2 separate regions of the Homo sapiens genome follow, and region 2 is linked to region 1. Evidence: chromatin contacts called from ENCODE Hi-C or POLR2A ChIA-PET data. All regions are on one chromosome and are shown on one strand. The core of a region is the stretch at or near the end of the contact, and the rest is flanking DNA. Distances in the headings are between cores, read along the strand shown.

What was found. Hi-C counts contacts between places; a loop is a spot of excess contacts on that map. ChIA-PET counts read pairs that join two places held with the same protein, here RNA polymerase II (POLR2A). Pooled maps may share reads with other maps.
Region 2: a map of MCF 10A shows a loop between it and region 1 (6-fold over the local background). The contact joins two enhancer-like sites. A Hi-C loop is called at or near these places in 5 of 168 maps with a recorded cell type or tissue (CD14-positive monocyte, MCF 10A, endothelial cell of umbilical vein and 2 more) and 4 of 50 pooled maps. POLR2A ChIA-PET finds 5 or more read pairs at or near these places in 3 of 52 experiments (AG04450, CD4-positive, alpha-beta T cell and MCF 10A).

What each region holds. Positions count from the first base shown.
Region 1 is chr5:158,458,357-158,463,566 of GRCh38, reverse strand. No RefSeq gene overlaps it. Among named protein-coding and RNA genes, the nearest start is that of LINC02227, 51 kb to the right of the region's middle. Within about 2 kb of position 2,191, at least 9 of the 41 ENCODE cell types and tissues checked have a DNase peak (open chromatin) inside an H3K27ac peak, as active enhancers do.
Region 2 is chr5:158,382,338-158,388,157 of GRCh38, reverse strand. The region is part of intron 1 of LINC02227 (long intergenic non-protein coding RNA 2227); the gene reads left to right. Among named protein-coding and RNA genes, the nearest start is that of LINC02227, 25 kb to the left of the region's middle. Within about 2 kb of position 3,142, at least 5 of the 41 ENCODE cell types and tissues checked have a DNase peak (open chromatin) inside an H3K27ac peak, as active enhancers do.

The DNA of each region.
Region 1 (5,210 bases), core at 942-3,441:
TGAGAAGTAACTCTACTCGTTTTAATCTTCAAAAGTATCATTTTCTTGGGCTTATTATTCCAAACACACTGACTCTCCATAAGCCATCATCCTGTTACTCAGAGCTCACAAAGCCAATTCTTTAATTATGCAACAACAAACTATATTTAATGATGACCTGAGACCCAGAAAAATTCTGTCTTGATTTCTGAATCATTAAAGAACAATCCAACTGTTGTCAGTCCTGTAGGAAGTCAATGAATTGGGTCTCATCCTTTGGACTGCTCATCCATCAGAGACATGCATGTTTACTTTCCAGTCACCCCTACCAGGGCCAGCTTCATGGGTGTGTAACCTGAACAAGTTGCACTGAGCCCCACACTTAAAAGGCCCCCATGCCTCACTTAATGCTCTGCTGTTACTGTCATGAAAAATCTTAATTATTTTTTAACAAAGGCTCTGCATTTTCATTTACACTGGCCTCACAAATTATGAAGCCAGACCTGATCCCAGGAATATAAGTTCCATAAGGGCAAGATTCTTGCCTGTCTCGTTCACAATTAGTTCCTAGAATGGTGCTTTGTACTAGTCTTAATAAATATTTGTTAAATCAACGAATGAATGAATGAATGAATGAATGAATGCATAAATACCAAGATACTCGAATAATGAGAAGCTCCCATTCTCAGGAAACAGGGAGTTGCTCTCATTTACCATTTCTGTGCCCTGAACTCTTAGTTGAAACATTTCAAAGTTACGTTACAGGCCTAGATAACTGCTTAAGGAAGGAGATTTGGCAAGAAAGGGAGAAAGGGGGCCCAAGACGCCCAAGAGAGATACAGGCAAGCCTACTGAGAGACACTGCCCAAGGATACTGAGAGCAGAGGCATGGGGTGTGCTCTGTGGTCAGTGAGCAGGGGAGCAGACTCCTGTCTTTCGATGCACCAGCAGGAATTTTCCTCAATGTAAGCCAGGCTGCAGGAAGAGTTTTTCTGATTTGCAATCTCAATACTACTCCATGTCCCCCGGGTCTTGTAGAAGAACAGCAGCCCAGCTGCAGGCTCATGCATGCCCCAGGCCTGTCAATGGGTTTCCTCGGCTCTGAATCCTGCTTTGAGCTCCAAAAGTGGAGCTAAGGATGTGGAAGCCACGCTCTTGAATTGTTCAGGCCATGTCAGTGAAGACCAAGAAATGAAAGAGAAGATGGGACCTGAGAATGCCAATTCCACTAACAGCTTCTCGGTGGCAGTGGAGGTGATTAGGAAATGGGTAGGTACCCATTAGTACAGTTCACACAGGAAACAGGACTGAACAAAAGAGTCCAGTAGAGGGTTTTATATGGTTGAAGCCATTTTTTCATAGAGTTTATTGATCACCTTCAGCCTTTGCAGATTTAATTCCCATGTCCATAGACCTTCATTAATTTTCTGTTTGGGGGCATTAGGGTAACAAGCACATGTCTTTCCATGTAGCCATTCACACTTAACTCGAAAGAAAGGGGGATTCTGAGAAACAACCCATTTGGGTAATGGGTTGCAGTCTCTAGCCTCTATTTATCCGTTTCATTCTTTATTAAAATGACAAGTTGTGGGTAGAAAATCAAGTTATCTGAGGTCTTTGGGGAAAGTAGACAACTTGGGTCATAAGGAAAGACATACAAGAAAAGTAAAGCCAGCAAATAGTAGTTCTCTGGACCACATGGAGAAAAAGCACAAAATGGGAAAGAGAGAGAGAGAAAGTTTGGACCCTGCACAATGTCCAAACTTTGGTCACTGCCAAAGTTTGCAAAATATCATTTCATTTAGAAAAGCTATGATTTAATAGCAAAGGAGGACATTTTGTTGGAACGCCTAGTGTAACAAACACTTTTCTCTCCACTTAACAGCACTCTCCTGGCTTCATCTCATGGAGAAAATAATAATTTGGATGTTTTGAATTATAACAGTAATACTAAAGGCACTCTGGGCCCACCCAAATTCCCAGTGTTGAACGTGGTGTTAGGGCTCAGTAAGAATGTAGGAATATTACAGCAAGCAACTGTTGGTTTTAGGACATGGTTCAGGGTTCAGTGCAGTCAGAGGGAGTAAACAGAGCTTTCTGTAGAGCTGCAACCCTGGCTGTGTACCTTTTGCCAGGTCAAGGCCAATACAGGGCTCTGTCAGCTGAGAAGAGTCCCAGGGCTTTGGACCATGAACAAGTTCCAGAGAGAAGAACGTGAGCCTGAGCATCTGGAGGTCTTGGATCTGCTCCTAGCTCTGCCACTAATGAGCCCCGTGACCTTGGGTAAAGTTTCTGTCCTCTCTGGGCCTCCCTCCTCCATCAGTACAGTCTTTGACATTTAGAGCTGCAGAAACCCTGACAAATCATCTGGGGCTATATTTCCCAAAATGTGTTCATTCCCATTCTGCCTGGCTTGTCCACGTTCTTAATTTTAAAAGAAACCAGTATCAGTTACAAAATTTAGAGGGCAACTATTAACTATAAAAATGAATTTATTCAAAACAAAACCATATTGTTACATTCTAAACAGATAAATGTTGCTTGCCTAGGAAGACAATAGCAACAAAAACAAAAATAATAATAGGAAATACTTACTGAGACTTTAATATGTGCCAGATACTGTTCTGAAAGCTTTATAGATAATATTTCATTTAATTGACACCAGTCTATCAACTAGTCTCTATTGTTGTCCCCATTTTGCAGATGAGAGAACTGAGGAACAGGAAAATAAACTTGAGATATTCCCCCTCTTTGTTAAAAAGGCTATTCATGTGCATAGTGGCATGAACCTAAGACTTTTTTCTTTGTTGCAATTAGAAGGATTAAAAGAGAATTTTTAAAAGAATGACTTTTTCATTTTAAGATTCAGTCTTATTTGACGCCACAAGTTTGCGCAGTCACCTAAAATCACCCTGGATAGGTAATGGCTATCTAGAATGATGGTAGAGGATGATCCGGTCATGGAGTAATTTGAGAGGTGGAAGGTGTACTACCATAGGCTTTGTGGTGTTGAGCCCATTACTTCCTTTGCTAGTGTTGTCCCTTTTTTCTTTTGTCTGTGTGAATAATTCCTACTAGTATTTCAAGCTTCACCTCATCATGAACCATTTCCGACCTCCTGTCCATCTCCGGGGCCACATGTCTCCCCCTTGCTGGTGCACCCCACTGTATCCTATACACATTGCAATTGTAAACGTTACATTATATATAAGGACCTCTAACTTTGAGTCCAACTTTGACATAGAAAGCAAAGCCTATTCTAAGTAAGTCCACTAATCTATACAAATTCCAAACCTAATATGAAATAAGTGACCAGAAAAAAATAATTGTGCAAGTATTTACAACATAAAACACTGAACACAAATGCTATACTCTAAAAGTTGTTTCTGGGAATTGTTTCATCATGGATTAGACTGAATGAGGCTTCTTAAAACAAGAATCCAATGAGCTTGGGTAGGATTTTTTTTTTTTTTTTTTTTTTTTGAGATGGGAGTCTTGCTCTGTCACCCAGCCTGGAGTGCAGTGGCGCAATCTTGGCTCACTGCAAGCTCCACCTCAGCCTCCTGAGTAGCTGGGACTACAGGTGCCCGCCACCACGCCCGGCTAATTTTTTTGTATTTTTTAGTGGAGATGGGGTTTCACCCTGTTAGCCAGGATGGTCTCGATCTCCTGACCTCATGATTTGCCTGCCTTGGCCTCCCAAAGTGCTGGGATTACAGGCATGAGCCACTGCGCCCAGCCTTCTTTCTTTTCCAAGTGAATTTCCCTGGAGGAAGTATAGGTGCTTTTCTTTGCTGTCATAACTGACATGGTATTCACACTAGGGTCATCAGTCTTGGAAACTCCCTAAGTTTCAGCATGCATTAATGCCTTTGAAAGTGTCAGGGACAAACAGCTTCTTGGTGGCATGGCCCTACACTTAGACTTCTTTGGCTAATGCTTCTGCTTCCATTTCCTCCTCTTTCTCCACATCTTCAATGTTCTCTTGCTCTCCCATTTGTACCAGAGTCTGCTGAATTGCAGGTAATCCCTGACCACTGTTGAATTGCAGGTGATCCCTGACTGTCAAAAGGATATGTCTTCCATAGCCATTGGACCACTCAAAACACAAGCTTTGGTTGACCCTGACGGGTATATGATACTTAAGGTAAAAAGAACCATGAAGGCAGAGCTCACAAATTAAGTCATTGTCAAGTCCAGGATCACTTGTCATTTGTTTCATATCTGTCTTCCTGACTTGATAAGAAGTTGTTTGAAAGCAAGGAGTGTGTCACATTATTTTGTGTATCCCAATGTTTTTTGAGCATTATAGACAAACAGATTGACAAAGTTACTAAAGTAATTGATTAGTAGCTCCATTAATGTAGTTTGACATTTTACCAAGTACTAACATCCATAATTGTTTAACCTCTACCTAAATATTTAGAGAGAGAAAGAGAAAGAAACAGAAGGCTACTTAATGAGGTTTTCCAATCCATTTTGGATCAGTCTAGTCTTTAGAAAGTTTTTCTTTATATTAAATTAAAAGTCTCCCTGTGACTTCTAACAACCATTTCTACTTCCATCCTATAAAGGGGCACGGCAAGAGTCGATTCCTCTTCAACAGAAAAGCTTTTGTTGTTAGAAGATAATGTTCATTTTCAGCCCTTTTTTCCTTTTAAACAGCACATCACCCATTCCCTCTTCAAATCTTATGGTTCCCAGATCTCTTGCCATCCTGGTGGAAGTCAAAATAATCCAGGCTCTAGACACAATCTACAGCTTTCAAATCCAGGCTCCACACCAATCTCTGAGCCTCGGTGTCCTCATCTGTACAATATGTATTATTATAATAATAATTCCTCACATGTCTAGTGTGGGGACTAAATCAGAGGATACACATAACCTGCAGGATACAGTGATAAGCACGTAATATGCTCTCAAAAACGTTGGATATTAATACCCCAGGTGGCAAGTAATCAGAAGAGCCAGCCCCTGGGAAACCCACAGCTCCCTCAGAACAGAATCATTTCTACTAATAAAACCTCACTGGGTTCAGTTTTAGAGCAGCCACATCCCCTGATGGCTCATCTTGGGCTTGTGGTAAATCAAAATCTTCAGGTCTTTTCTTATTTTTTTACATAAACTGCTGTCAAGGCTGCTCTTCTACATCTTATACTTCGAAAATCAATTTTCTGAAACTAAAAGCAGAACCATATATCATCCTTATTAGATTTTCTGCAGATAGTTTG
Region 2 (5,820 bases), core at 1,893-4,392, 76 kb after region 1:
ACATAGAACTGATAAGGGATTACAACAAGGCGGGGCTGAAGCTGCTTTTCAAAGAGCAGGCCCTCTTGAAAAGGGGACAAAGCCGATTTCAAGATTGAAATCGGACAGCGTTTCTTAAAGCGTGCTCTATATGCCATCTTTATCATAATCACCTGGAGTTTATTTTAAAAATATGTATCTGGGTCTAACCCCAGGCCAGTTGAATTAGAGTGTCTGGGGGTAGGGCATGGGAAAACTCCGCATTTAACAAGCCCCGAGGTGATTCTTGTGCACATTAAAGTCTAAGATGTCCTTGAAGAAGGAAAGTTTTTCCACTTGGGTATTGGAAAAAACACTGAATTTGGAGTCAGCCCACTTGATCCTTCATACAAACTCTGCTGTTAACTGGCTGGATGACCTCGTAGTGAAGGGGAAAGGAAATGGGATGTGAGATCAGAAGCAGGCACAGGCCTACCTCTCACAGAAGAGCTGTGTAATGACAGTTAATAGCTAAGCTAAGTCTCACCCTCACCAGCAGAAAATGCAGAGCTGGGCTCAGGTGACCTTGAAAGGTGTGGTAGCTCTGACAGTCTATTTCTTTAAATCACCTAACATCAGTTTCTTCATCTGAAAAATGGGAAGCTTATGTTCTGTATTGGCTATGCTTTTTGGGGGATTCAATAAAACAATGTACATACATTTAAAAAATATTTTTAAAGGTGGACACAATATGGAGAAGTAGTATTAATTTATGATAGTTATCTCTACTTAGAGCAAGCTTGTCAAACCAATGCCCCAGGGACTACATGTGGCCCAGGATGGGGGCTTTGAATGCGGCCCAATGAAATTCATAAAGTTTCTTAAAACATTATGAGATTTTTTTTTTTTTTTTTGCTATTTTCCTTTTTTACCTTATCAGCTATTGTTAATGTTAGTGTATTTTATGTGTGGCCCAGGGAAGCCAAAAGATTGAACACCCCTGACTTAGAGTATTATTTGTCATAAGACTTCCCACACTGATAAAGTCTCCTTAAAAGCATAGTATTTTTTTTTTCCAGCAACACTGAAATCAAGGTGCATTTTACTGTTTCTGGCATCTTCCAATTGCAATAGGCAACAATATTTCTTCCTTATTGCCACACAAAATAATGGTGCATCTTACAATTGATGGCATCTTAGATTCTGTTAAATACAATGTGTTTTTTACAGATTTGGGGGTATGTGTTAGCGATACACAGGTTCATATGGAATTATGTTGTTCTCATAGCTTTCATACATTAATTTTTCCAGTCACTCTACCTGCTAAGTATCAGGACTTTTCATTGTATTCTGTTTTTTTTTCTTCTTCTTCTTCTTCTTTTTTATTATACTTTAAGTCCTAGGGTGCATGTTTTTGTTTTTGTTTTTTTTACAAAGCACAATACCAAGTACAAAGGGATTTTGTATTTGTTTTCTATAGCTCACATAGTGTGAAATGGGCCACGTTAACCTCTACTGATCCTCTGTTTAACACTACCACCAGCCTTGGAGAGGATAAGAGACTCACTTTGTAATACTCCAGGTTTTCTTTCCAAATATTCAGAAACAGCCCTTATTAATGGCTATACCTTAACTTGGCTTTCAAGTCTATCAATAATTTGGCCACTGTCTTCTTATACCTACCCAACACTAGCAAAATTTGATTATTTGATGACAAACTTTATATTCTCCTAACTTCACTACTTTGTGCTTTTTTGTGCCATATCCTTGCTCTGAAATGTCCCCTTTATCACCAATATCTGCCTAACAGATTCCTACCTATAAAAATATTTCAACTATTCAAGAGGCTGAGGCAGGAGGATCACTGGAGGCCATAAGTTCAAGTCCTGCCCAAAGAACATAAAAAGACCTTCTCTCTTTAAGAAAAAAACAATCATGGATACATGCAAATATTTAGCTTCAAGAATGTTGACTTTGCTGCTGTATATAAAAGCAAAAGCAAATATGCAAACAAAAATGGGACACGACATAAATGTCCAACATTAGGGGATTGATTACATAGGTGCAGTTGTACAATAGAATACTACATGCCCGTTCTTGTGTTGTTTTAAAGAATGTTTAAAGGCATGGAATGATTGTCATGATATACTACTAAGTAAAAGAGAAAAGTAAGTACCATTATAAAAAATCATCTATCGATAAAACATAAATAAAAACAGATGAGAGAAGGATACACACTGTTGGTTAGGATCTAATTTTTTATCATGTCATAGGGTGATATGGTTTGGTTCTGTGTCCCCACCCAAATCTCACCTTGAATTGTAGTAATCCCAACGTTGTCAAGCACAGGACCAGGTAGAGATAACTGAATCATGGGGGCAGTTTCCCCTATGCTGTTCACATGATAGTAAGTGAGTTCTCACGAGATCTGATAGTTTTATAAGGGACTTCCCTCACTTCACTCTGCACTTCTCTCTCCTGCTGCCATGTGAAGAAGGACATGTTTGCTTCCCCTTCTCCCATGATTGTAAGTTTCCTGAGGCTTCCCCAGCCATGGGTAACTGTGAGTCAATTAAATCACTTTCCTTTATAAATTACCCAGTCTCAGGCAGTTCTTTATAGCCGTGTGAGAACAGACTAATATATAAGGAGTTTATTATAAGGCCACGCAGAAGAAAGGAAAAACAGGGAAGTTCTTGGAACCAACATGGAGATCTCACAGAGAACACAACATCCTACACACAATTCAAAATTGCAATATTGTTACAGTCACATAATGCAACTTCTCTCAGCTTCTGCTTTCCTCTCAGCTTTTTTTTTTAATTTCCCAGTATGTGTCTCAAATTCCACATATGAGTAAGAGGGTCTGATTCACTCACTTAGTCATCACCTCATACAGAGCCCCTGCACTGGACAAACCTCTCAGGCCAGGCTACTTCATGGCCAGTGGGCTACTCAGCCCATACACTGGTGCTTTTGGCCTTGATCCAATCAGTTGTGTGCAGGGTGGCATGATTGCATGACAGAACATGGAATTGTAGAGGTCAGGAAGTGCTGAGGCTGCTTCTCTGAAATGGGGCTGAAAGCAGGGCAGGCACTCCAAGACTCATACACATTCTTTTCCAGTACATTCATCAAAATAATATTTGTGGTTATGACAGAAGGATGGGGGAAAAATAAATTCATTACAGTTGGATTTGGCTCCATGAGATGGAAAACCCCAAATTACAATGGTTTCAACACAGGAGGGTTTATTCTCTCAAGTAGAAGAAGTCTGGGATGGCAAGTCACAAAGTCATTAGAAATTCAAGTGCATTCTAACTTCCTGCTCTTCATCATAGCACATAGTATGGAAGTCATTATTTATGTTCACTAATACTCTTTTTCTTCCCTCGTTTTGGGAACATGATAGGACTTCACTTCCTTCCCCTTTGAATGTTGGTGTGTCATGTGACTTGCTTTGGAAAAGTGAACTATAAAGGGAAGTAACATGAATCACTTCTAAGCAGAAGCTTTAAGAGTCAGTGCACAATCCATTATACATCCTTCCACCTACTATTGTGATTTTGAAAGCACATGTTGAGAGAAAGCTGCCATCAGCCTGGGTGATGGAGTGACTCTAGTTAGCACAGGTTCTTTGTTGAAGTCTATTGGATATTTAGGTGAGGTAGAAATAGAATATCATTGAGGTTAGGGGACTGTTTGTTATTATAGCATAACCTGGTCCATTCTGACTAAATACATATAGGCATCATCAAAATCACTTCCTGGTCCACTATGGCTGCTAGAGATTTAGCCATCACCTTCATGTCCCATCAAGAAGGAAAACTAGAGAAGGGCAAAAGGGCCAAACTTCCTAGTGAAGTCATCTCCCTTACGGAGTCTTCCTGGAAGTCCCACACAATGTTTTAACTTAAATTGCTCAGAATTTAGTTACACAGCCAATGTATTGATAACTGGCTGCAAAGGGTTCTGGGTAATGTAGTCTTTTAGCAGCACATTGTTGCACTGAATGTAATTAAGGCTGAGTTTCTAAGAAGGAGAAAAAAGATATTAGATAATCAACCAACACCATCTGCCGTAAAATATGACCCTCACTTTCTTCTTTTATTTATATTTTCTTAATTTCTTAAATAAAAACTTTTATAATTTCATATAAGAAAAAAGTTATTGGGACCTTCTTATTTATTCATCGGGACAGCTCAAAGTCTCTCTTAATCACCCCCATAGAAGCCCAGTCTTTCCCCTCTAAGTTCTCCCTAAATCTCATATGCCCCACCCTTCATTTTCTGATCACATTTGCCATCATGTCATAGTTTCATACCTACCCTACAACAGATCCCCTGAGGGCAGGGCTCAGCTCTTATTTCCTTCAGTCTTCTAAGATTCATTTCATGTATGGTAGATGTTCTATATTGGAAGGAGGAAGGACAAAAGGCTATTTCTCAACTGCTATTTATTTTTATTTTCAAATCCCAAATTGGAAGCAGAATTAGCTAATACTTTCACCAGAGTAAGTATATTAAGGAAGTGCCTAAGTGCAAAGCACCACGTTCCTATCCTGGTCAGAGTTCAGACAGTAAACCAGCTTCACAGACATTTAAGAGGGGCAACAATGTGACTTCCATGGAAACATGGACAGGTCAAATCTAGGTATGTTTGAACTTAAGAGACATATGGACAGATTGTTCTGGCAGCTGACTGTCATGAAGACTAGCACAGGAATGTCATCCAGAAGATGCCAGAGCTTCCCTCCACACTGCCCATGCCTGCTGGCCACCTTACATGTGACACCTTTTTAGAATAAAGTGCATGATAGCATTTAGTAACTAAAGTCCCTGAAATTGCATCCAAGTAAATTTCATAGAAAATTTCAATCTACAGCAGAGTATTGTGGGAAGAACTTGATGTACTGGCATTACCCTCTAGGCAAAAGTGTTTCAAATAAGTAAGAGGAGACTGAAAAAAGTCCCACATAATTGGGGCAGGAAAGAGGATCCTTATTCTAGAATGGCAGTCCAAAATAACAAATCGAAGAGCTACCACCCTGAGTACTGTTATATGTGCTATGCACCAGGCACTAAGCTAAGCACTTTATATATATTGCTCATTTTATTCCTACAATGTCCCCATATGACTGGTAGTATTTTAACGCCTATTTCTAAAAATCAAGCTAACAAAAGAGCTCAGGGCTTTTAGGAGATCAGTTATAGTGATGGTCCCATTTAAAAGCCCCCATAGGCACATTCTTTGGTGACTTTGTGGCTCCTCTTATCAAGGGATTGAGCCTATTTTCCCATTTCTTGGATCAAGGCTGGTTTCATAATTGCTTTGGACAAAACAGTTTCATAGAAGCAACAGTTCTGAGCTCTGAGAACAGTGCTAGTTCTGAGTCTATATCTTGAGAGGGCTTGCATGCTTCTCTTGCCTCTCTTAAAACTTTGCTGCTGCATGTAAAAAGCCTGGGCAAGCCTGCTATATTGTGGAGGCTCACGGAGCAGAGATGAGTCATACTAGCTGGGATCATCTTCAACCAGCCAGCCCCCAGCTGACTCACCAGCTGACCACAGAAGTATAAGGGAGCCCAGCCAGGTTCAGCAGAACCACCCAGCCAACCCCTAGACTCTTGAGCAAAAATAAATGTTTATTGCTGTATGCCACTGAGGTGCTGAAGTTGTTTGTTAAGCAATATTATTGTGGCACTAGAAAACCGGTAAAGGGATAAATAAGTAACTTCCTCAGGGTCACCTACCTAGTAAATGGCAGAGCTAAGGTTTGAACCAAGTGTGTCTAACTTCAGAACCTGCCACATGTGCAGAAGACTCGAGAAAGAAAAAAACCCCTCTCAATATGAAAAGTTCC